Regions from separate parts of the Homo sapiens genome. Here regions 1 and 2 are each linked to region 3. A link is a loop called in an ENCODE intact Hi-C map of the cell type or tissue named here. Cell type or tissue: GM12878. All regions are shown on one strand.

Evidence for each region. Peaks named below come from ENCODE experiments on the same cell type or tissue, not always from the same donor. Only the 100,000 strongest peaks of a DNase experiment are listed, where the experiment ranks them.
Region 1: a loop joins it to region 3, with 6 times the contacts of the local background. A loop is called at or near these places in 3 of 110 quality-filtered maps.
Region 2: it touches region 3 in a loop (7-fold over the local background); 2 of 110 quality-filtered maps call a loop at or near these places.

Annotation. Positions count from the first base shown.
Region 1 is chr10:5,900,093-5,908,092 of GRCh38, forward strand. It overlaps FBH1 (F-box DNA helicase 1), which reads left to right. Exons shown (of 21, transcript NM_178150.3): 2 at 2,928-3,083; 3 at 5,945-6,540. Among named protein-coding and RNA genes, the nearest start is that of FBH1, 14 kb to the left of the region's middle. In GM12878, no CTCF peak of the experiment used is centred here; a DNase peak (open chromatin) is centred at 4,309; H3K4me3 peaks cover 417 bases; H3K27ac peaks cover 2,523 bases.
Region 2 is chr10:5,577,431-5,585,430 of GRCh38, forward strand. No RefSeq gene overlaps it. Among named protein-coding and RNA genes, the nearest start is that of LASTR, 15 kb to the right of the region's middle. RefSeq lists enhancers at 5,974-6,502, 7,109-8,000. In GM12878, no CTCF peak of the experiment used is centred here; DNase peaks (open chromatin) are centred at 1,331, 4,411, 6,381 and 7,641; H3K4me3 peaks cover 1,962 bases; H3K27ac peaks cover 2,185 bases; H3K27me3 peaks cover 88 bases.
Region 3 is chr10:6,047,668-6,055,667 of GRCh38, forward strand. The region is part of intron 1 of IL2RA (interleukin 2 receptor subunit alpha); the gene reads right to left. Among named protein-coding and RNA genes, the nearest start is that of IL2RA, 11 kb to the right of the region's middle. RefSeq lists enhancers at 2,958-3,337, 3,348-3,477, 3,568-3,837 and a cis regulatory region at 4,859-5,359. In GM12878, a CTCF peak has its summit at 3,326; DNase peaks (open chromatin) are centred at 3,274, 3,534 and 5,064; H3K4me3 peaks cover 1,423 bases; H3K27ac peaks cover 3,429 bases.

The DNA.
Region 1 (8,000 bases), 150 kb before region 3:
TCCAGTAATACAGAATTGGCTGTATTTGGGCTGCTAATACACTTCCTGCTTTGCCATTAGGTGGCATCTTTATAATTTGAAGGATATTTCAATGTCTTAGGCAGGCTACTCACATAAGCCTTGTTAAATAGAGGAAACAGGTAAGTTTGTATGCATGCAGTTGGATAATTTGACAGACAGTTTTGAGCATATTTTCTCATCTGTTCCTGATGACACTTATCAGACTTAGATGAGATTGGGCGCGTTCAGGGTGGTATGGCCGTAGACCTATCAGACTTAGAGACCTGAGGTGCCCTGAAGCCATAGAGCAACCAAGTGGCCAGCTGAGGGTGCCAGCCCAGCCCTCCCGCCAGGCCCTCGCCGGCTCACCACGCTGCGCTGTGCTGCTTCGTGAGAGTGAGCGCATCTGTGATTGCTGAGGCCTGGCGCTCATGGGGTTGCACCCAGCTTCTGAGTTCAGGTAGTTAGACGATTTCCAGCGTCCTTTCAGAGGGGCTCTCAGAACTGCTTTTGTTTGTAGAATTGATTTTGGAAAAGTCTTAAAATATTCATGAAGTTTTTTTTTAAAAAAGCTGGTATTAAACCTTGAAAAAGTTAACTGAAATTTGGAAGGGTGATTTCTGAATTAGCTAGGGAGGAATAATGAAAAAATATTGTAAACTATATCAGCTAAATCACTGGGGTCTTGGCTTTATGTATTTTCAAGCTTAAAGGAAATGTCAAGCTGGGCACAGTGGCTCACATCTGTAATCCCAGCACTTTGGGAGGCCGAGGTGGACGGATCACTTGAGGCCAGGAGTTCGAGACCAGCCTGGCCAACATAGTAAAACCCCGTCTCTACTAAAGATACAAAAGTTAGCTGGGTGTGGTGGAGGGGGCCTGTAGTCCCAGCTACTTGGGAGGCCAAGGCAAGAAAATCACTTGAACCCAAGAGGTGAATGTTGCAGTGAGCCAAGATTGTGTCACTGTGCTCCAGCCTAAGCAACAGAGGGAGACTCTGTCTCAAAAAAAGAAAAAAGAAAAAAAAAGAAATGTTGAGTGAGATTCTGGCATTTGATACCATAGTTTAGTGGTGGAGTATTCTTTATTTTCTTTTTGAGATGGAGTTTCACTCTTGTTGCCCAGGCTGGAGTGCAATGGTGCGACCTCGGCTCACTGCAACCTCTGCCTCCCACGTTCAAGCGATACTCCTGCCTCAGCCTCCGGGGCATATGCCACCATGCCCAGCTAATTTTTTCTATTTTTAATAGAGACGGGGTTTCACTATGTTGGCCAGGCTGGTCTTGAACTCCTGACCTCAGGTGATCCACCCGCCTCGGCCTCCCAAAGTGCTGGGATTACAGGTGTGAGACACTGCGCCCGACCTACTGGAGTGTTTTTTAGGATCTGTGAAAATATGATACTGGTAGAACCTGATTTTATTCTCTTTTGACCATCTCCTATAAAGGCTAACTTTAATTCTTTTTTTTCTTTTTCTTTTTTTTTTTTTTTTGAGATGGAGTTGTACTCTCGTCCAGGCTGGAGTGCAATGGCACAATCTTGGGTCACTACAACCTCCGCCTCCCGGGTTCAAGTGATTCTTGGGCCTCAGCCTCCTGAGTAGCTGGGGTTACAGGTGCCCACCACCACACCTGGCTGATTTTTATATTTTTAGTAGAGATGGGGTTTCACCATGTTGCCAGGCTGGTCTTGAGCTCTAGACCTCAAGTGATCCACCCATCTTGGCCTCTCAAAGTGCTGGGATTACAGGCGTGAGCCACTGCACCTGACCTAATTCTTATTTTTTAAGAAGTGTATCTTTACATTTTAGTGTTTCATGCCATAAGGAGGTAGCTAGATCTTACATGCAGTAACAGATGCAGAAGCATGGAGAGTCTTGGTTACACATGGATAAGAATTACCTGAAAGAAGATGAGTAATACAAAACCAAGTATTTCAGTACCGTTGAAACAAAATTCTAGGCGCAATTGTTGCTGTAGTGTTTTGCTAAGGGAAGATATGAAGTTTTCTCCTCTAAAGGTCCTGAAAAGGAATTGGCTTCTCTTCCATTTGGGGGCTGGGGGAGTCGCTCCTGTCCTTTCAAGTCAGTTCTCAATACCAAGGGGCTCGGGGGGCTGAGACATGTGTGCCCTTTGGTCCTTCTTTCAAGGAAACTGCAGCCTGTTTTATTATCATGATGTTTTGCTTCTAGTTATGTGCTTTTCATGTTATGTGCTTTTTACTACAATTAAAAAAAATTTAACCATTTAACAAAAAAGAAAGTTATAAAAGTTTTTTGTTATTTAAAAAAATATATAGCCGATTCTTAAATACTTTTGATTATAATAGAAATATAAATGGCCTGGAGAAAGTTAAGGAACAGATGCCAAACCTCAGTATATCCACTAGTGACAACTTCTTTTTTTGCTGTGTCGCCCAGATTGGAGTGCAGTGGTGCGATCTCAGCTCACTGCAACCTCCACCTCTTGGGTTCAAGCGATTGTCTTGCCTCGGTCTCCTAAGTAGCTGGGATTGCAGGTCTGCACCACCACGCCCAGCTAATTTTTGTATTTTTAGTAGACTTACTAAAAATGTCTTGCCCCCTCCTCCACCTCCCAAAGTTCTGGGATTACAGACGTGAGCCAGCGCGCCCAGCCACAACGTTTTCTTAAATGAGCATTTCATGACCAAGTCTTCTAGAAAGTATAAGTAGAAAAAAAAACTTAAGATCTTAAAATGTCACTTAGGATTCTTCAATTCTAAGGAAGAAAAATGCGAAGAAATTGAAAGGACAAAGTTGGGGGGCAAGGGGAGGGGGGAACGGTTGGCTGGGGTGTTGACAAAATCGTGTCACTATGCAGAAACTTGAGTATAATGTGCTGGCTAGCTTGTAGAATCGGTGATAACTAATGAATATCCCCTTTCTTCTACCTGCTGGTATGAAACAGTGAGACGGTTTAAGCGGAAGCATCTTACTGCCATTGACTGCCAGCATTTGGCTCGGAGTCACTTGGCTGTGACCCAGCCCTTCGGTCAAAGATGGACAAACAGAGATCCGAACCATGGTCTCTATCCTAAACCGAGAACAAAAAGAGGGAGTAGGGGTATGTCTCCTCTAAAACTCTTGCATTTCAAAACCTGTAGTGTGTGGGTCCTTTGACTATCTCCTAGTTTAAAAGTATTTGTAAATGTTGCTGCTGTGAGTTTGTAGTCTTCATGCAATAGCTTGACACTTTTTTTATTGTGAGTTTTCCATGAAGTTTTTTTTTTTTTTTTGAGACGGAGTTTCAATCTTGTTGCCCTGGCTGGAGTGCAATGGCGCAATCTCGGCTCACTGCAACCTCTGCCTTTTGGGTTCAAGTGATTCTCCTGCCTCCGCCTCCTGAGTAGCTGGGATTGCAGGTGCGTGCCACCACCCCCAGCTAATTTTGTTTTTTAGTAGAGACGGGGTTTCTCCATGTTGGTCAGGCTGGTCTCGAACTCCTGACGTCAGGTGATCCACCCGCCTCGGCCTCCCAAACTGCTGGGATTACAGGTGTGAGCCACCGCGCCCCGCCGAGTTTTCCATGAAAATTCTATCCTATTATCATAGTTTGTAAAAGCTGTGGACAAGTGTGATGGAATGAATCCTATTAGCTTGTGTAATTATAAAGTGATAGAAGACATGAGCCAGTGTCACTCTTATTCCAATCCAGAAACACTGAGATTAGTTGACTCTTCATTCATCTTCTCTGTCCAATCTGTCACTAGGTCCATGTGTCATTGTTTTTCCTCCAAAATATTCCTTCATCCTGAGCTCTTTGTCACCTAGGACCTGGACTACTACAGTAACCTTGCTCCTTGACTTCAGATTTTATCTCTGCTAAATCAACTGGAATGTCCCCACTATGTACCAAATGAATTCCCACTTTAGTTAATAAATCTAGATTGCCTTATTTCCCTTTGATACAACTAATTTCAGAATTCAACTCAAATATTATCTGGTTGTCTTTTTTTTTTTTGAGGCAGGGTCTTGCTCTGTCATCCAGGAGTGCAGTGGCACCATTTCAGCTCACTGCAGCTCTGCCTCCCAGCTCAGCCTCCCAAGTAGCTGGGACTTACAGGCGCGCGCCACCATGCCTAGCTAATTTTTGTATTTTTTTGTAGAGACAGGGTTTTGCTACGTTGCCCAGGCTGGTCTCAAACTCCTGGGCTCAAGAGACCCACCTGCTTCCGCCTCTCAAACTGCCAGGATTACAGGTGCGAGCCACCTCTCCCAGCCTGGTTGTCTTTAACTATTGTATGTTTCCTGCTGTGGGAACTACTATAACCAACTGTATGAGGCAGTTTGAAACTTACTTATATCCTGTCTGATACTGAGTTTGTTCCATATATAGAAGTCTGTTTCTTCTCTATTTTGAGTTTTTTACTGACAAGGACTTGTGAGGTGGCCCTGACCACGTGGTGACATCTCAGTGACTGTGGGTGTGACTGGATTCAACAGTTGGAAGATACCAGGATTTGGCTGGGAGCAGTAGCTCATGCCTTATTTGTAATCCCAGCAGTTTGGGAGGTTGAAGTGGGAGAATTGCTTGAGCCCAGAAGTGCCAGCCCAGCCTGGGCAACATAATGAGACCCCGTCTCTATTTTAAAATAATAATAATATTTTTTAAAAAAGAAAATGCTAGGATTTAACCCTGATCATATGGATTTAACCTGTAGTAATAGTGAAGTCAAAACTCTGGGTTTCTATCAGATTGCCCAAGAAACAGTTAACCGTTATAATTTTTTTTTTAAATTTTACTAATATAGAAAAATATCTGTTTCAGTTTCATAAATTTTGTTAAAGGCTAAACCGAGTTTCAGTCCATTCTCTTCCAAAGTGAATATTTTGGATACAGCCATTTAGAAAGGAACTATGTATTATTGATAAAGTGTTTACTTCTTTGGCATTTAAAAATAATTTTTAGGAGTTTGAAAATGTTCCCTATGTTCCTGAAAAGTCTGTGAGGTTTTTCACTTTACATTTGTCTCAGAATCATTGGTGCTTAGTAAATGTTCACTGAACAAACATGTAGAAGAGATTAGGTACCACTCTAACACTATAAAGAGAATTCTGAGTCCCGACTTTTTATTTTAAAAATAAATTAATGTGTCACCTTCACAGGAAGAAATACAAATAAAAGCTGGGCGCAGGGGCTCACGCCTGTAATGCCAGCACTTTGCGGGAGGCCGAGGTGAGTGGATTACTTGAGGTCAGGAGTTCTAGGCCAGCCTGGCCAACACGGCGAAACCCCATCTCTACTAAAATACAAAAATGAGCTAGGCATGGTGGCATACGCCTGTAGTCCCAGCTACTTGGGAGGCTGAGGCAGGAGAATCACTTGAACCTGGGAGGTGGTGGTTGCAGTGAGCCAAGATCACACCACTGCACTCCAGCCTGGGCGACAGAGTGGGATTCCATCTAAAAAATAAATAAATACATAAATAAAAAAGAAATAAAAATAAAAGTTTTAGCACTGTCAAATGAGAAGAGTGAGATTTTCCGAATCCTGATGACCCCAAGCATGTGAATTTCTGCTTAAGCACATGTAGACTTGCTGTTGTAGAGTTAGTGGGAGCGGGGCACTTTGTGAGTGGCGGTGTGGTTGTGAGCAGTCACCTCCTTTTTGTCTGTCCATTCAGATGTTCCCTGTGCAGCGTGTTTCTCTGTACTTGTTTTTACTGCAGGGAGTATTGCTGGCCATCACATCATGTGAAGACTGGTCTCTGTCTCTTTGCAAATGTGTGTCTGGTAATATGATAGAGCCAAATATAAATATTGTTTGGATTAGTTATTTATATAATCAGTTGGCCCATAAATGTGTTTTTATCTCTTTCCACTATTAACATAGATAATTGAAAATTAGTGTGTCTTATATGGATTAACAGCAGGTCAACAGTCATCGTTCATTTCTTGTCCATCCTGTTTGGGTTCTCTCTACAGGTCAGGGAAGTCAAAGATGCATCCCTGAGTTCTTCCTAGCAGGCAAGCAGCCGTGCACCAATGACATGGCCAAAAGCAATTCTGTTGGCCAGGACAGCTGTCAGGACTCTGAGGGTGACATGATCTTTCCTGCAGAGAGCAGCTGTGCACTGCCTCAGGAAGGCAGTGCAGGGCCGGGCTCACCAGGGTCTGCCCCGCCCTCCAGGAAGCGGTCTTGGTCCTCTGAGGAAGAGAGTAACCAGGCTACCGGGACCAGCCGGTGGGATGGAGTTTCTAAGAAAGCTCCACGGCACCATTTGTCTGTGCCATGCACAAGGCCTAGGGAGGCCAGGCAAGAAGCAGAGGACAGTACGTCTCGGCTCTCTGCGGAGTCTGGTGAAACCGACCAAGATGCTGGGGACGTGGGTCCTGATCCCATTCCTGACTCATACTATGGGCTTCTTGGGACCTTGCCCTGCCAGGAAGCACTGAGCCACATTTGCAGCCTGCCTAGTGAGGTCCTGAGGCACGTGTTTGCCTTCCTCCCGGTGGAAGACCTCTATTGGAACCTGAGCTTGGTGTGCCACTTGTGGAGGGAGATCATCAGTGACCCGCTGGTGAGTGAGTGCTGGAGTCGGGAGATGTTTCCTCTAAAAGCACGTAACTTTGCTTAATGCACGCTTATAATCAGAGGATCTTTTCAGAAATGGTTTCCATTTGCCTTCAGAAGACATTCAGACTCCTTAGAGGCATTTAAGGCCTTCCGTGTCTGCCCCACCCTATGACTCTAGCCTCTTTGTTCACTTCCACTCAACACAGCTTCCCTGAGTTCTGTCTACAGCTCATCTGCTGTGCCCTGACCACAGACTGCACATTCCTTCCCCTCCCTGGGTTGCTCTCATCCTCCCACCTTCCCCACCTGGAGGGTTCCTCATATCTCCCTTGACTTCTTTTTTTTTTTTTTTGAGACAGAGTTTCCCACTGTTGCCCAGGCTGGAGTGCAGTGGCACGATCCTGACTCACTGCAACCTCTGCCTCCCAGGTTCAAGTGATTCTCCTGCCTCAGCCTCCCCAGTAGCTGGGATTACAGGCGTGCGCCACCACACCCGGCTAATTTTTGTATTTTCAGTAGACATGGGGTTTTACCATGTTGGCCAGGATGGTCTCTGAAACTCCTAACTTCAAGTGATCTGCCTGCCATCAGCCTCCCAAGTGCTGGGGTTACAGGCGTGAGCCACCATGTCTGGCCCATTTTTTGTTTGTTTGTTTGTTTGAGTGTAAGCATTTATAGCAATAAACCCCTCTCTTAAAACAGCCCAACAGCATTCATTGCATTTCATAAGTTTTGGTATGTTATGTTTTCATTTTCATTTGTCTCAAGATATTTTCTACTTTTCTTTGTGATTTCTTCTTTGACCCATTGGTTGTTTTAAGAATGTGTTTTTTGTTGTTGTTGGTTTTTTTTTTTTTTTTTTTGAGACAGAGTCTTGCTCTGTCACCCAGGCTGGAGTGCAGTGGCTCGACTTTGGCTCACTGCAACCTCCACCTCCCAAGTTCAAGTGATTCTTGTGCCTTAGCCTCCCAAGTAGCTGGGATTACAGACATGTGCCACCATGCCTGGCTAATTTTTGTATTTTTAGGAGAGATAGGGTTTCACCATGTAATCCAGGATGGTCTCAAAGTCCTGGCCTTAAGTGATCCGCCTGTCTCAGCTGCCCAAAGTGCAGGGATTACAGGCATAAACCACTGTGCCTGGGCAAGGGTATGTTGTTTAATATCCATATATTTGTGGATTTTTCAGTTTTCCTTCTGCTATTGATTTCTGGTTACATTCCATTGTGATTTAAAAAGATACTTCATATAATAACTTAAGTGGTTTTTAAGTTTGTTGAAACTTGTTTTGTGGCCTAACAGGTGATCTATCCTGGAGAATGTTTCATGTGCCCTTGAGAGGAATGTATATTTTGCTGTTGTTGGGTGGAGTATTCTGTATATGTTCGTTCAGCCCGCTTAGTCCATAGTGTTGTTCAGATCCTCTGTTTTCCTTATTTATCTTCTGTCTGGTTGTTCCATCCAT
Region 2 (8,000 bases), 470 kb before region 3:
CCCCACACACATGCCCCGCACACACACCCCGCACCCACACACCCCGCACACGCACACCCCGCACACACACACACCGCGCACACACACACACCCCGCACACACACACCCCGCACCCACACACCCTGCACACACACACCCCGCACCCACACACCCCGCACACACACACCCCGCACACACACACCCCGCACACACACACCCTGCACACGCACACCCTGCACACACCCACACACACACACACCCCGCACACACACACCCCCACACACACACCCCGCACACACACCCCCACACACACACCCCGCACACACACCCCCACACACACGCACACCCCGCACACACACCACAGCCACACCCCACACACACACACCCCACACACGCCTTGTTCCTCAGCACATCATCCCCATAGAGGTAAAGGGTGTGTATATGAACCAAGCAAGCAACCTAAATGAATGCAAAGTATGTATAATGAAATACACAGCGTGATCTCCACGACAAGAAGCTAAAAACGATGCATGCCTAAACCCCCATGGCCCAGGTGTTAGGAGGCCTTGGTTATCCTTTGTCCCTCCTCTGGCACCTCCGTCCCCTACTTACAGCTCAGCGTGTGCCCAATGTTAAAGGTGCTGAAGTTCTTCGTTTTTTTTTGAAATGGCGTCTCACTCTGTCGCCCAGGCTGGAGTGCAATGGCACGATCTCCGATCACTGCAATCTCCGCCTCTCAGGTTCGAGCAATTCTTCTGCCTCAGCCTCCTGAGTAGCTGGGATTACAGGCACGCACCACCACGCCCGGCTAATTTTTGTAATTTTTAGTCGGCTAATTTTTGTAATTTTTAGTAGAGACAGGGTTTCACCAAGTTGTTCAGGCTGGTCTTGAACTCCTGACCTCATGATCTGCCCGCCTCAGCCTCCCAAAGTGCTGGGATTACACGTGTGAGCCACCGTGCCCGGCCCAAGGTGCTGAAGTTCTGGGCGGGCTTCACGAACACACATGGGAACTGTCCCCACCACCGCCCCAACACGCGGGAGGGCTGAGGGGCAGCCCCAGCAGAGGTGCTTGGGAGACGGACCCCAAGGCCATTATCGGGAACCAGCAGAAGGTCACAGATACTCTGCCCCTTCCCAGCCAGAAGGCTGCCTCCCATTTTATTACGTTTTCTCACTTGCTTAAACCTCTGGTAAACAGAAAATGGTTTCAGAATTGTTAACCCCTACCACTGAGAAAAGCAAACCTACTCACCAGGGTCAATATCTGTTCATAGTGTTTCAGAAGTAAAATTTACACACAATGAAACCTGAAATGTACAGTCCAGTGCATTTTAATGTACAATCCATGCATGCGGCTCACATCCCTACCAAGTCATATGGCATGTGTTTACCATGCTAGAAAGCTCCATTTGGCCCCCTCCTGACCAAGTTCTCACCCAGCAGCAGCCACGGATCTGATTTCTCTCAATATAGACTGGGTTTGCTGAGCTGGGGCTCCATCTAAATGGAAGCAAGTCTGGGCGCAGTGACTCACGCCTGTAATCCCAGCAGTTTGGGAGTCTGAGGCAGGCAGATCACTTGAGATCAGGAGTTCAAGACGAGCCTAGCCAATATGGCTAAACCCTATCTCTACTAAAAATACAAAAATTATCTGGGTGTGGTGGTGGGCACCTGTAATCCCAGCTACTCGGGAGGCTGAGGACCAAAAATCACTTGAACTTGGGAGGCAGTGAACCAAGATCGTACCACTGCACTCCAGCCTAGGAGACAGAGCAAGACTCTGTCTCAAAAAAAAAAAAGGGGGCCAGGCTTGTCGCTCATGCCTGTAATCCCAGCACTTGGGAGGCCAAGGCGGGTGGATTTCCTGAGGTCAGGAGTTCAAGACCAGCCTGGCCGACATGGTGAAACCCCTCTCTACTAAAAATACAAAAATTAGCCGGGCATGGTGGTGCACGCCTGTAACCCCAGCTACTCAGGAGGCTGAGGCAGCAGAATTGCTTGAACCAGGGAGGCAGAGGCTGCAGTGAGCCAAGATCATGCCACTGCACTCCAGCCTGGGCAACAAAGTGAGACTCCATCTCGAAAAAAAAAAAAAACATCCACACATCCGTGCACTCTTCTGTATCCGGCTTCTTTGGCTCGGTGCCATGTCTGCAGGATTCATCCATGTCTTTTTAGTTCTTTTCATTGTGGTGCAGGAGTCCGTTATGAGAATATAACAGAATTCGTTCATTCATTCTCTTTCTGATAGACGTTGCTTCCCGGTTTTCGCTATCATAAATAAAGCTGCTATGAACATTCTTGTACAGGTTGTTTGTAGACATATGCTTTCATTTCCTTTTGATAGATATCTTGCAGTGAGATGTCTGGGTCATAGGGTAGGTATTTGTTTAACTTTATAAGCACCAAACCCTTTTCCAAGGTGGTTACACCATCCTGTACTCCAACCAGCCACATATGAGAGAGTTCAGGTTGCCCCCTGTCCTTGCCAGCACTTGATGTCGTAAAGCTTCTTAAGTTTAGCCATTCTAGTGGGGGACGTAGTATTGCATTGTGGTTTTCATTTCATTGCTCTAAGAAGTAATAATGTTGAGCATCTTTTCATTTATTTATTGGCCAGTTGAAAATATATGTGTGTGTATATATATATATATATATTTTTTTTTTTTTTTGAAATAGAGTCTCACTCTGAGCCCAGGCTGCAGTACAGTGCCTCGGCTCACTGCAACCTCTGCCTCCTGAGTTCAAGTGATCCTCCCGCCTCAGCCTGCCAAGTAGCTGGGATTACCAGCATGTGCCACCACACCTGGCGAATTTTTGTATTTTTAGTAGAGACAGGGTTTCACTATGTTGGCCAAGCTGGTCTTGAACTCCTGACCTCAAGTGATCCGCCCACCACAGCCTTCCAAAGTGCTGAGATTACAAGTGTGAGCCACTGCCTCTGACCCTAATATATTTCTATAAAGAAATAAGGAGGGGCCATCAAGACTTTTGCCCATTTTTTAATTGGGCTGTTTGTGTTTTTATTATTAGGTTGTAGGAGTTCTTTATAAATTCTCATAAATCCTTTGTCAGACACAGGTTTTGCAAATGCAAATATTTTTCTGAGTCTGTGGCTTGTCCATTATGACGCTTGCTTTGATGAGCAGAAGTTTTTAATTTTTTTAACGTCTAATTCATTAACTGTTTATTTCATGGTTATTGTTTTCTGTATTCTAACAAAGAAATCTTTGTCTGCTCCTTGACCACAAAGATATTATCCTTCATTTCCCATTTTCTTCAAAAAGCTTTTATGGGTTTTGCTTTCATATTTGAGTTTATGACCAATCTTGACTTAATTTTGTGTATGGCGAGGGAATAGTCAAAGTTAATGTTTTTCCCATGGATATTCAGCTGTTCCAGAACCATTTTTTGGGGAGGGGATGTTTTGTTTGTTTGTTTGTTTGTTGTTTTTTGAGATGGAGTCTCTCTCTTGTTGCCCAGGCTGGAGTGCAATGGCGCAGTCTCAGCTCACTGCAACCTATGCCTCCCGGGTTCAAGTGATTCTCCTGCCTCAGCCTCCCAAGTAGCTGGGATTACAGGTGCCCCCATCCCCCGGCCTGGCTTATTTTTGTATTTTTAGTAGAGATGGGGTTTCACCATGTTGGCCAGGCTGGTCTCGAACTCCTGACCTCAGGTGATCCGCCTGCCTTGGCCTCCCAAAGTGCTGGGATTACAGGCATGATGAGCCACCACGCCTGACCACCACCACCATTTGTTGAAAAGGCCATCCTTTCCCTGTTGAATTGCTTTGATAATTTTGTCAACAGTCAATTGTTCATGTCAGTGTGGGTCTACTTCTGAGCTCCACTCATCTATTTGTCTATTCTTAGGTCAATACCACACTATTTAAATAGCTAGCTTTACAGTAAAACTTGATGTTAGGTAGTGTAAGCTCTCCAACTTTTTCTTCTTTTCCTAAATTGTTTTGCCTATTCTAAGTCTCTACATTTCCAAATTTTAAAATTCATTTGTCAATTTATATTTGTTTTAAATGAAAGCCTATTGGGATTGTGTTGAAGCCATACTTCAGCTTAGGGGGAACTGACATATTAATACTGAGTTGTCCAATCCATGAACATAGTATATCTTTCCATGTATTTACATCTTCTTTAATTTCTCTCAGCATCATCTTGTGTTTTCAGTATTGATATTGAATATTTCCCATCTTTTATTAATCTGTTGCTAATTATCTTATGTTTTTTGACACTATTGTAAATGGAATTGGTTTTTTAAATATCAGTTCCCAAATGTTTGGTGCTACTATATGAAAATACAATTGATTTTTGTATCTTGACCTTTCTTCAGAAGTGTTTTAATGGGATCTGAAAGAAGAAGTGAGAGAGGTTTAATGAATCAGCCTGTACCTGAACAGGAAGAGAGAAAATGAACAGAAAGGGAACTGACATGCATCGAGTTCTCTATCTGCAAAGCACTCTGCTGGAAATTTTTCATACTTAATTTTCACAGCAACCCTGTGAAGTTGGTTGTTATCCATGTTTTACAGATAAGGAAAGGAAGTGCTCCAGGACCCCACAGGTAGCAAGTGGCAGCCAGGATTCAACCAGAGCTTTTGAGCCCTAAACCCTGCATTCCTCTCGGTATACAGCGCTGCCACGATGCCGCAGAGCAATAGCATGTCAAGTGCTCGCAGGATGGATGCATAAAGAGGTGGCAGCTTACATCAAAGCCAGGTGACCTCCCGTCCAGCTCCTGCAGCCAGGAGGTGTGAGATCCCTGGTGGGCACATAGAGCTAAAGTTCTCCCACCTGTTCTTTCTAGGGCTTAAGCTGCCATGAGCCAATAGGCATGGATGGATGTGATATCCACAGCATGGTGAGCCATGGGCAACAGGGGCATGACCTAGTCCTGACCACACTGGGCCAGCACCAGGCCGGCCATGCCTCCCCAGAGCCTCCCTGGTCTGGGAAGTTTGTGGGCAGGATAGCAGAGCTGTGAGGATCAGTTCCACCTTGCAGATGAAAGAGTACCCTGAGGCCCAGACAGAACCCAAGTGCTGAGCCCGAGAAGCGAAAATCAGCACTTGGGCTTTGTTCCCCAAACCTCTCCTAACATGAGCATCACCGGGGGCAATTTTTCTAAAGCAGATTCCCAGATAACTTCCCCAGAGTTTCTGATTCAGTAGGTCTGAGATGCGGCTCAGGAATCTGTGCTCTAAGCTGCCGAGTGATTCTTCCAATCAGGATATTCTGAGAAACATGAAGTTACTGCTTCCTTAAGGGATTAGGGAAAAACCTGCAGATTGGATGGGAATGAAACAGACCTCCTACCAGAAGTGAGGTAAAGGTCGAAGCCTGTGCTCAGGCAAGCGAGCTGCGTGAGTACCTAAAATGTGTAGGGGATTCCCTCTTCGATGAGTAAAACGGCCAGAGCTCGGCTCTTAGGAAGGTTAACTCCTGAAATGTTGGGTGGGGTCAGGGAGGGACGCCATGGAGAAAAGGGCTTGGCTATGACTCTCAAAGCCTTCAAAGGAAAATGCCCCCCTCTGGCTCCCCAGGATATGGCAGCACAAGACGTCCAGTGGGTAACTGGAAAGAAACCGTCCCAGGGCTCGTCACAAATCACTGCCCAACCAATGAATCACAGGTTATCTAGACAGGCTGAATTCACCACCTTTGCCCATTGGCCGCTTAGGTGCTGAGGCCGCAGGATCTGCCAGCACAGGACCATCAGTTCCCTCCCGTGCCTTATTTACATTTCATTTTATTATTTTTTTAAATTTTATTTTAGAGACATGGGGACTTGTGTCGCGCAGGCTGGAGTGCGGTGGCACAATCACAGCTCACTGCAGCCTCCACCTCCTGAGCTCAAGAGAGCCTCCCACCTCAGCCTCCTGAGTAGCTAGATTACAGGCACGTGTCACCACCCCTGGCTAATTTTCTTTTAATCTTTTGAGGCTGATGTTCTGGTACGTGGGAAAGGAGAGGGAAAGGGGCTGCAGAAGAGAATGAGAGAAAGGGAGGAAGGAATTGAAGACATTCAAGTGTGAGTGGGGAAATGCATAAAAGAGAAAAGGCTACGCAGGGCCAAGTGGACCCCTGAAAACACAGACACAGAGCAGGCACATGCTGGTGGTGCATGGCAGGGCGCTGTGCTGGGGGCTGTCCCGGCCTGGAGAGGGGCAGAGGGATTGCAGTTGACATGTCAACAATCGCTCCTGAATGGCAAGCCCGAGCCCTCCCCTCCACTCCTTCACTCCTGAAGTCCGGTCAAGAGGCTCCAGGCTCTTTTTTGTTACCTTTTTCCGCACCACTGGTTGCCCTGGCAACAGCCGCAGCTGGCCCGTCTCCCAAATCACAAGCTGTAATGAGAATCTCAGGCAGGTTTGTTCTGCTCTGCTGGCTCGCAGACAATAGGTGGAACGCTGGCCCACAGCTGTGGTTTCAGAACCTGTCCCCGAGGATGCCCCGCAAGTAAGGGGAGGGAACAGGGTCTGGGAGGAAAGGTGAGAAAGGGCTCAGCTAAGAGAGAAGGCAGCGGAGGAAACAGGAATGTCCTGGAACTTCCCTACCACCACCTCTGGGACAAACCGGCTGGATGGGAGTGCACAGTGGATGGATCCATAGCTGAATACACAGCAGCACCTAAAGGAAGTGTCTGCCCAGCCCCCAGCCTGCGCCTGCGCCTCCACTGTTCTCACCCAGCGGCTTCAGTGAAAACACGCTGTCCAGATCCACAAATGACCCAAAGCTTCCAGGGAGAGCAAATGTGCTGCAGGCGACAGAGCTGGTATTCATAAAAGAGACCATATTCGATTGGAACAGTGGGCGGAAACTAATAATTTTGAGAAAGATATAGGAAAAGTTGGCTGAACAGAAATTGTCTCGAGAGGCCGGGCGCGGTAGCTCAGGCCTGTAATCCTAGCACTTTGGAAGGCTGAGGCAGGTGGATCACTTGAGGTTAGGAGTTTGAAACCAGCCTGACCGACATGGTAGAACCCCGTCTGTACTAAAAATACAAAAACAAATGGCCAGGCATGGTGGCGGGCACCTGTAATCCCAGCTACTTGGGAGGCTGAGGCAGGAGAATTGTTTGAACCCAGGAGGTGGAGGTTGCAGTGAGCCAAGATCACGCCACTTCACTCCAGCCAGAGCGAGACTCCGTCTCAAAAAAAAAAAAAGAAAAGAAAAAAGAAATTGTCTCGAGAGTCCAAATCACTCGCAAGCTCAGTGCACATCAACAGGGACGCAGCAGCTTAGAACACAGACGCAAGCGGGAGGCACGTGTGCCAGTGTGTCACTGCAGCCCATTCTTTGCCTGGTGGCTGAGCACCCCTCAGGTAAAGTGTATGGGGTCTTAGAAGTCAAGTTGGTGGATGCAGTTTGAATTCAGCTTCCAGTATTTAAAATGTTTGTAATTGTATAAATCAGAGGCTGTGTAATGTTGGGGTCAAAAGCAGGAATGCTGGAGCCAAACTAACTGGGTGTGAATCCCAGTGTTTATAAGCTGTGTATCCTTGAGGAAGTTACTTCACCTCTCTGAGTGTCAGTTGCCTCATCTATACAATGGAGGCAATAGCACTGCCTCCCTCCTAGGGTTTCAGTGAGAATTGAGTCAGTGACTCTAGGTAAAACACTCAGAAGAATGCCGGCACACCGAAAGTGCAAATTCTGGTTGCTAATGGTATTAGTGACTCAGCTGTTGCTTTCAAAAGGTTGATGAGTTGTTTTTGCCTGGAGGGCCCTGGACTCGGAATGCCTGGCCACCCTCAATACTCTCGAACCTAAACTCCTAGTCACCCTTGTATGGTCAGGCTGTGTCTGGCCACTCCCGACAGGAGGTGAGTAAGAGGGACCAATGACCCTCTCCCCAGAGCAGCCCGAGGCCACATGCACCAGCCCATGGTGCTCCTATGGCCCTTGGAGAGCCCCACTAAGGAAGGGCTGTCCCTCTGCTGGCTGGTCCGTGGGGACCCAGTATTCTGAGGACTCACAGCTGCTGAGGAAACACACTTCCAC
Region 3 (8,000 bases):
TATAATAAATGAAATATATAAAATACCATCTTAGCTTATGAAATTATCTTATATGATAAAATAATTATACAGATATATAATAAGCAATTAGGGTATGTTATATAAAATACTATAGTATACTCATTAATATAATTAGTATATTATATGATAAATATATATAATAAAAGACATCATACACTAATAGAGTATAATAGTCAATATAATTAAAATTATTACTTATGCAGTAATTAATTATGAGGTGATGTGTTCTTCTCATCTCCGTTCTCTAGAGGCAGGAACTAAGGCACAGAGAGGCCCAGTGACTTGCCCAGAGACACACAGCCCCTCAGTGGTGGAGCTAGGACTTGGACCCAGGCAGCCTGACAAGTGCGTGCTCTTACGCACAAGTGTCTGCCTGTCCTCCCGCCTATCCTCCCTCATGTGCTGGCTGCATCCTGCTCCCGTGGCCCCTGACCCTCAACTGCCCTTGTCATGTGCCCGTCATGCATCACAGGAAGGCTGTCATGGGAGTCCTGAGGTGGGTGGTGATAAGTAAGCAAGAAGAGGGGTTGCTGGCGTTAAGAGATTTTAGAAGTTGGAATTGCCAAAAATTGAGGCTGGATTATTAGGTGCATGGAGGACAGCAAGGAAGAAATGAGGATTTTGCCCAGATTTCCTGGGCGATGGGGAGGATGGGGTGCCATTCATTGAGATAGCAAAGAGAGGAGAAAGAGTAGGTTCCAGGGAGGGAGGACAGTTCTGGATGTGTAGACTGAGCAGCCTGTGAGGCATCCACACGGAAAGGTCCGAGGGAAGGGCCTTTGGCCATGCAGACTAGAAGCCCAGCAAGTCACATTTAGTGAGCACCTACTGTGTGCTCTGGTCACTCTAGGCAGGCTAGCTTATGTAGCCTTACAGCACCCAGCAGGGTCTGTGTTATTCCCATTTTATACGAACAGAAGCTGAGGCCCACCGAGGTTAAAACCCTACCCTCATGGACTTCCATGGAGGTTACTCAATGCCCTATGGGTTTGCCTTTCTGCTTCCCTTCATTCTTCACATAAACCCAGTGCTTTCTCTTCTTCCTTCATTCTTCACATAAACCCAATGCTGTCTCTCCAAAGTACAAGCCATGCCCTGACTGAGACCCCTCTGGGATGTTCTGTTCCTTCCAGGACACAGTTTAAGCCCAGTGACATGGGGAGACTCCAAGACACAGCTCATGCCCAACTTCAAAATCTCTGCTTCCACTATGTGCCTGAGCTCTCCTGCCTTGCGGGACTCTGCGTGGCTCTTGGAGCTCACCATGTGTTTTGTCTTGGGCCTTGGTCATTGTATTATTCAGGGAAACAGAATTTCTCTAGAGAAACAAAACCAATAGGATGTATGTAGATAAATAAGAGAATATTTATAATGGGAGTTGGCTCACTCAATTATGGAGGCTGAGAAGTCCCACAATATGCCAGCTGGAGCTGGATAACTAGGAAAGCTGGTGGTGTGGCTCAGTCTAAGACTGAAGGCCTGAGGAGCAGAGGGGCCCTGCTGTAAGTCCCAGAGTCCAAAAGCTGGAGAACCAGGAGTGCAAATGTCCAAGAGCAGACGACGGATGTCCCAGCTTGAACAGAGAGAATGCAACCTTCCTCTGCCTTCTTGTTCTATTCTGGTCCTCTATGGTTGGATGATCCCCACCACACTGGTGAGGGTGATTTTCTTTACTCAGTCTACCAACAAGAAATTTACCCAGTCTATTCAATTCAAATGCTAGTGTCTCCTGGAAATACCCTCACAGACACCCCCAGAGAGACTGTTTAGCCAGCTATCTGGGCATCCCTTAGCCCAGGCAAGTGGACACATTGAAATTGACCATCATGCTCATGCCACACTTCCCTAATGCATTTCTACCTTCTTAACTCCTGCTTTCCCTGGAGGTCTCCCATTGGCTGTCATCTTTCTCTGGGAAGCCTCCGGGACTCTTCTGTCTGTGCTTTGTGGCATTTCTCTGCAGTCCCAGACTTTGCTCCCTTTTCTTTACACGGCACTCACCCTACTGTATCCATCTCCCTCCCACCACCTTGCTAGTGCCTGCACAGAATGGCATGCAAAGGTTTTCGTAAAGGAAAGTAGAAATTCACAAGTTCAAGCTAGGATTTGAATTCAAGCTGTCAACTTTCCAAATTCATAAGACTTTTCCATTCTCTCAAGACGCTTTTCTGGTTGGGAAAAATTCCGGTAGGCAGACAAGATGGGGAAGATTGTTCCAGTAAGGGAGGAGGGTGTTCCTGGGAGTCCAGCTTTGAAATCACAAATGAGGAGGTTCCCTTTGAAGGACAGGAGGAGACCTGCTGGCCAAGGCGTGCTATGTGCTGAGGGAACAGTCTTGGCTGGGGAGCATGTTGTGTGCCAGGCAGAGGAGGTAGCAAAGTGCCCCTGAGGCAATGGAAATGACTGGAGCTCTTGCAGCCGAAAGGGCATCACGACAGGTGCTTTCAGGGGAGATTAACTTGGGGATGAATAACAGGGTGACTGAAAACCAGAGCTTCAGGGCCTGCCTAGGCAGCCCAGGAGATGAACAGTGCCTGTTGACAGCTTGCTTCCTGTGTCGGCCTGAATGCATGGGTTCTGCTCAGATCTACTGGCTCCTTGCTTTCTTGGGAGAGTGAATTACTGCCTCATGGTCTCAGTTTCCTCATCCGTAAAATGGGAATGGTGGCAGGGCGTGGTGGCTCAAGCCTGTAATCCCAGCACTTTGGGAGGCTGAGACTGGTGGATCAATTGAGGTCAGGAGTTTGAGACCAGCCTGGCCAACATGGTCTCTACTAACCTGTCTCTACTAAAAATACAAAAATTAGTCAGGCATGGCGATGGGGCATGCCTGTAATCCCAGCTACTGGGGAGGCTGAGGCATGAGAATCTCTTGAACCCGGGAGGCAGAGGTTGCAGTGAGCCGAGATCATACCACTGCACTCCAGTCTGGGCAACAGAGTGAGACTCTGTCTCAAAAAAAAGGTGGTTGGGGTGGGGGAATAGTGCTAACAGTCCCCATCTCCTATGGTGGCCATGAGGAATCTGTAAGATCACAGAAGCAGAGCACGCAGCAAGGCCTCCCTGGCCCGGGAGTGCTCAGAGCTGGGATCCCAGTGCAGGACGAGGAGGAGGAGGATGGGTGCCCTGGCTACAGGTCCTCTTGCACTAGATTGAAAACGGGGCCAGAGAAGCAGAGCTTGAGAGACGCTGGGAGAGGGAAAGTGAAACTGATGGTCCGGTGGGTGAAAGGTAGTGAAAGCCCGAAGTGCAGTAAACCAGGGATCAACATCTCCAGCCAAAAGGCTCACCCTGTGGTCTCAGCGCCACCTGGGCGTCAGACAGATGTCTGGAGAGACGGCTCTTTTATTCTGAAACACCCCTCCAACTTTTTTTTTTTTTTGGTAATTGTTTGTTTTGCTTTCCATTTAATATAAGGAGTTTTCTCCTTTACAAAAGTTCTTTTTGTTCTAAATCAGGCTGTAAACAGAGGTGCTACCACAAGGACCGGAAGCAGAGACCACACTGGTGCTCAGCTGGGTTGCAGGCTCTGCCTGGTTTCATTGTCGGGGAAGCCACCAGGCCTGCCCCCAGCCAGCGAGATGTCACGCATGCAGCCGGGTGTCATCCCCAAAACTCCCGGGAAACTCTCGGGGCACCAGGGCAGGAAGAGGCTGACGTCAACTTTAACTCCGGGGACTTCAAACGAAACTTTTAGAAATGATTCCTTTGCCCTTTACTTGGTGACGTAATAAACTGATCTTTCTCTGAAAAGATGGGCCGATTTGCTTCAAGGAGCTCATTTCATGAGGAGAAAATACACACAAATATATATATATATATATATATATTTTTTTTCTTTTTTTTTTTGAGACGGAGTTTCCCTCTGTCACCCAGGCTGGAGTGCAGTGGCTCAATCTCGGCTCACTGCAACCTCAGCCTCCAGGTTCAGGGGATTCTCCTGCCTCAGCCTCCCTGAGTAGCTGGGATTACAGGCATGTGCCACCACACCTGGCTAACTTTTGTATTTTTAGTAGAGACGGGGTTTCACCATGTTGGTCAGCTGTTCTCGAACTCCTGACCTCAGGTGATCTGCCCGCCTCAGCCTCCCAAAGTGCTGGGATTACAGACGTGAGCCATCATGCCCAGCTATATATATATATATATATATATATAGAATTTTTTAAGGAAACATTGCTGCTTTGCTACAAAGTATATAATAATGTAAACTGGACTAATACGATTCCTTCCTCCTTTCCTTGGAGAAGTCACAGACTTTTAGGATTGGAGAACGGTTCACATGCATGTGTGTGGGGCAGTTGGTCAGAGCTGTCCATTATGAAAGGTGCTTCTAGAATACTTGGGGAATGTGGGAGCTAGAAAACAGGTTGTTATTAAAGGAATTGAAATACTCCCACTTGAAATGTTCCCATTTTCTCTGTAAAGGAATTTCTTGAGCAAAGGAAAACTCTACATCCTCTGTCTACCTGAAGTTCAAAATTAGTGGTGTTTGGTTTTAATAATTTTAGTAGTTGATGACAAAACAACGCTCTCTGCTGTCCTCTCTGTCACATCTAACATGATGTGAATGAGGCAGTCCCTGATGTGAGATGTGCTGGGTTTTGCAGGGGTAATGAACATCGATCTGTGTGTTCCATCGACTCCTTCTTTAAACTTGTATCTCAGCACTTAGCCTGTGTCATAATTGTCTGTGCAGAGGTCAAGGATGGGCTCTTATTCATCTCTGTGTCTCAAACCCTGTGCCTGACACATAGCAGTTCCTCAATGAACATTTGCTGAATGAATGAATGAACAAAGGAATGAACAAACCAATAGCCGGAAGTCCTACCACACAAGAGGTTGTCTCCAATCTCCCTGACTTTCCCTCTTCCTCCTGTACCCTCAACCCATCAGCTGCCTGTACTGCTGTAGCAACAACTTCTCTCTGAAAACCTTCCCAGGGGAGAAAACGCGCCCCCCCTCACGCCTCAGAGGCACACACCTATCCTAGCCTTTGTTTTTTTATTGCTGAGAGTACAGAAAGCAGCGGCTTCTGAAGGAGGTATCTATTTTGGTCCCAAACAGAAAAGAGTGGGTGATTCTGTGGGCAGAGGTGGCAATTCCTGAATGTGGTATGGTGACTCACGCCCGGAGGTGCTCAGAATTTCCTCTGTTTTGTGGCTGCTGGGGCAGGTGCGACACTGCCGCTTTCTCTAAAGATGCCCCCAAGCTGCTCTGGGGGTAGAAGGAAGGCTGCAGGGAACAGCAGGACCCGGAGAACCCAGACCCCAAGGACCAGGTGGTCCTTAAGCCATCCTGCAGGAGGCCGGCTGCTCTAGCAGGTTGAGGAGTGCCACGCGGCTCTGTGGGTACCGCCTCACTGCATGTACCTGGGGCTGAAGGAGCAGTGGGCATTACTCACAGCCTATTACTTCACCTTTGTAAAAAACAAAAATAACTTCCCTGCTCACATGGCACCTTTGTCTTTGACCTTTAGCAGCAGTTTAGACAGGAGGAAAAAAGGCAGGTTCTGGAATGAGAGCGCCTGCTTCCTATCCTAGCCCCTTCCTCGTTGGGCTACATCAGGCAACCCATTTAATCTCTGTAAGCCCATTTAACCACAGTTCACCAGGCAGAAAATGGGGATAATCATATGACCTACTTTATTTTGAGAATTAACCAAAGTAATACTATGTCTGAACATAATACCTGAAAGATAGCATTTAGGCAATGGATATTCACTGTGGTGGTTCTAGCTAGTGTTCAAATGTTTTCTGGAACAAAGCTTGAAGCAAATAAGAACGAAAGGAAACATAACTATCAGTATCGGAGTTGGTGCATGGGCCGGCTTTAACCAGTCATGTTTCCTAGTCTATAGCTTTGCTCATTTTCTTACCAAAGGAAATCAGGGCCTGTTGGAGACTGTCCTATTTTCCACGCTCTTTAGAATAAAGAAACCAATGGCTTTCACAAACTTCCTTATTTAAAATTAATTATCATTTTAAAAAATAGAGGTGGGGTCTCACTATGTTGCCCAGGCTGGTCTCAAACTCCTGGGCTCCAGGGATCCTCCCCTCTTGGCCCCCCAAAGTGCTGGGATTACAGGAATGAGCCACTGCACCTGGCTGCAGCTTCCTTTTTATTCTTTTGAAACATTGCTCTTTCTTCTTCTTTTGGGTAAAAGGACTCAATTGCTGCTAGTCCAATTGCACCAGCTTGTTCTTGCACTGCATACAGCGTGGGAGGAAAAAGCCTGGGAAACGGGGGGACATGGGCCAGCGAGCTCATCCGGCCACACCTTCCACCATGGGGCAGGCCCCTCTACTGGCACAGGATGTCAATACTCCTGATCCGTATCTTGCCTTCCCTCCACCCGTTCCTCTTCCTCCCAGCACAGTGACCTTCCGGTCAACCCCACCCATGCCACCCACACTTTGTTGCCCTGGAGTTTCCTGCCACCTGAACCCCTCCTTAAGCAGGATGCCTGGATCCGGGTCGAGGGCTGCAGGCGGAGCTGCTGGTCAAAAACCCCCCGGGGAACTGGTTGGGTGTGGGAGTGGGAGAATGGGCTGTCAGGACAAAAGCACTGGGACTCCAGCCCTGTGGTGTGCACGTGGCTCGGGCTGGGTCAGGAAAAAAATGTGGAGGTAGGGAAACAAGACCCAGGAACTCTTTGGCTGCCATCCAGGGTCATGTGGTGCTGGTGATAAGTGATCAGTGACCCATTGAACCGAGGACGTCTACCGGGGACCAATGACACCTGTAGACACTGCAGGGTTGAAGCTGGGGGAGAAGCACTCACATGCTGTCTGTCTGAGCAAAAGTATTCGTTTTTGTCCGAGAATCTGAGACTCATTTGCTTGGCACACACACACAAAACTTCATGTATGTTGAAATATGGCTCATTATGTAGTTGTCCTGGCAAACCCCTCATCTCTCTAATTGGTCAGCTCACTACTCATGGAACACGGTCCATGTACACGACTCCAGCAGCATCACTAGAAAACACCATTCTCCAGCCCCTCTCCTGATATTCAGAACCACCATTCAGAGCCAGGAGGTCCCAGGGCCACCTTCTCTGAGAATTTTTTTTCTAGTTCTCCAGGTAGCATGTTACTCTCCCTATTCTGATCATTTATGGCATTATTTGCAATGTTTGATCAATATTTGATCTTTCCCAGATTGGTTTTCCCTTTTTCTAATTTTTTTTTAAGAGGCAGAGTCTCACTATGTTGCCCAGGCTGGTTTTGAACTCCTGGGCTCATGGGATCCTCCTGCCTTGGCCTCCCAAAGTGCAGGTATTACAGGCATGAGCTATCACACTCAGCCTATTTTCTCATTTCAGTCGCAAGTTCTGTGTGGGTAAAAGCAATGCGTATTTATTCTCTGACTTGATAGCCTTGTTACTCAAAATGGGGTTCATGCACCCACAACATAGGCCTCCTGTGGAACCTGTTTGCACCAGAATCTTAGGCGGTAACCCCTGACCTCCCGAGTCAGAATTTGCTCCGTGACAAGATCCCTGGATGATTTCTAAATGCATTAAAGGTTGAGAAGTACTGCTTGAGCATACCTGTTCCTAGTGAATCAGACCAACCATGGAAATCATTATTCCATCTCTCTAATTTGGTGAGTTTCAATCCTAAGTGCGATTTGGAAGTATTCAAGGAACTGGAAGGGAAGGTATTGTGATGTTCGGTTCTGTTCCCCAGAGAGTCCGCTTAATTCATCTTATGAGTCTTGGCCATCACTTTTTTTTTTTTTTTTTTTTTTTTTTTTTTTTTTTCACCGCCCTTAATCCATTTAATCCTGAGTGGACACAGCACATGTTTCAGAGAGCACAGGGTTGGGGGTAAGGTCACAGATCAACAGGATCCCAAGGCAGAGGAATTTTTCTTAGTGCAGAACAAAATGAAAAGTCTCCCATGTCTACCTCTCTCTACACAGACACGGCAACCATCCGATTTCTCAATCTTTTCCCCACCTTTCCCGCCTTTCCA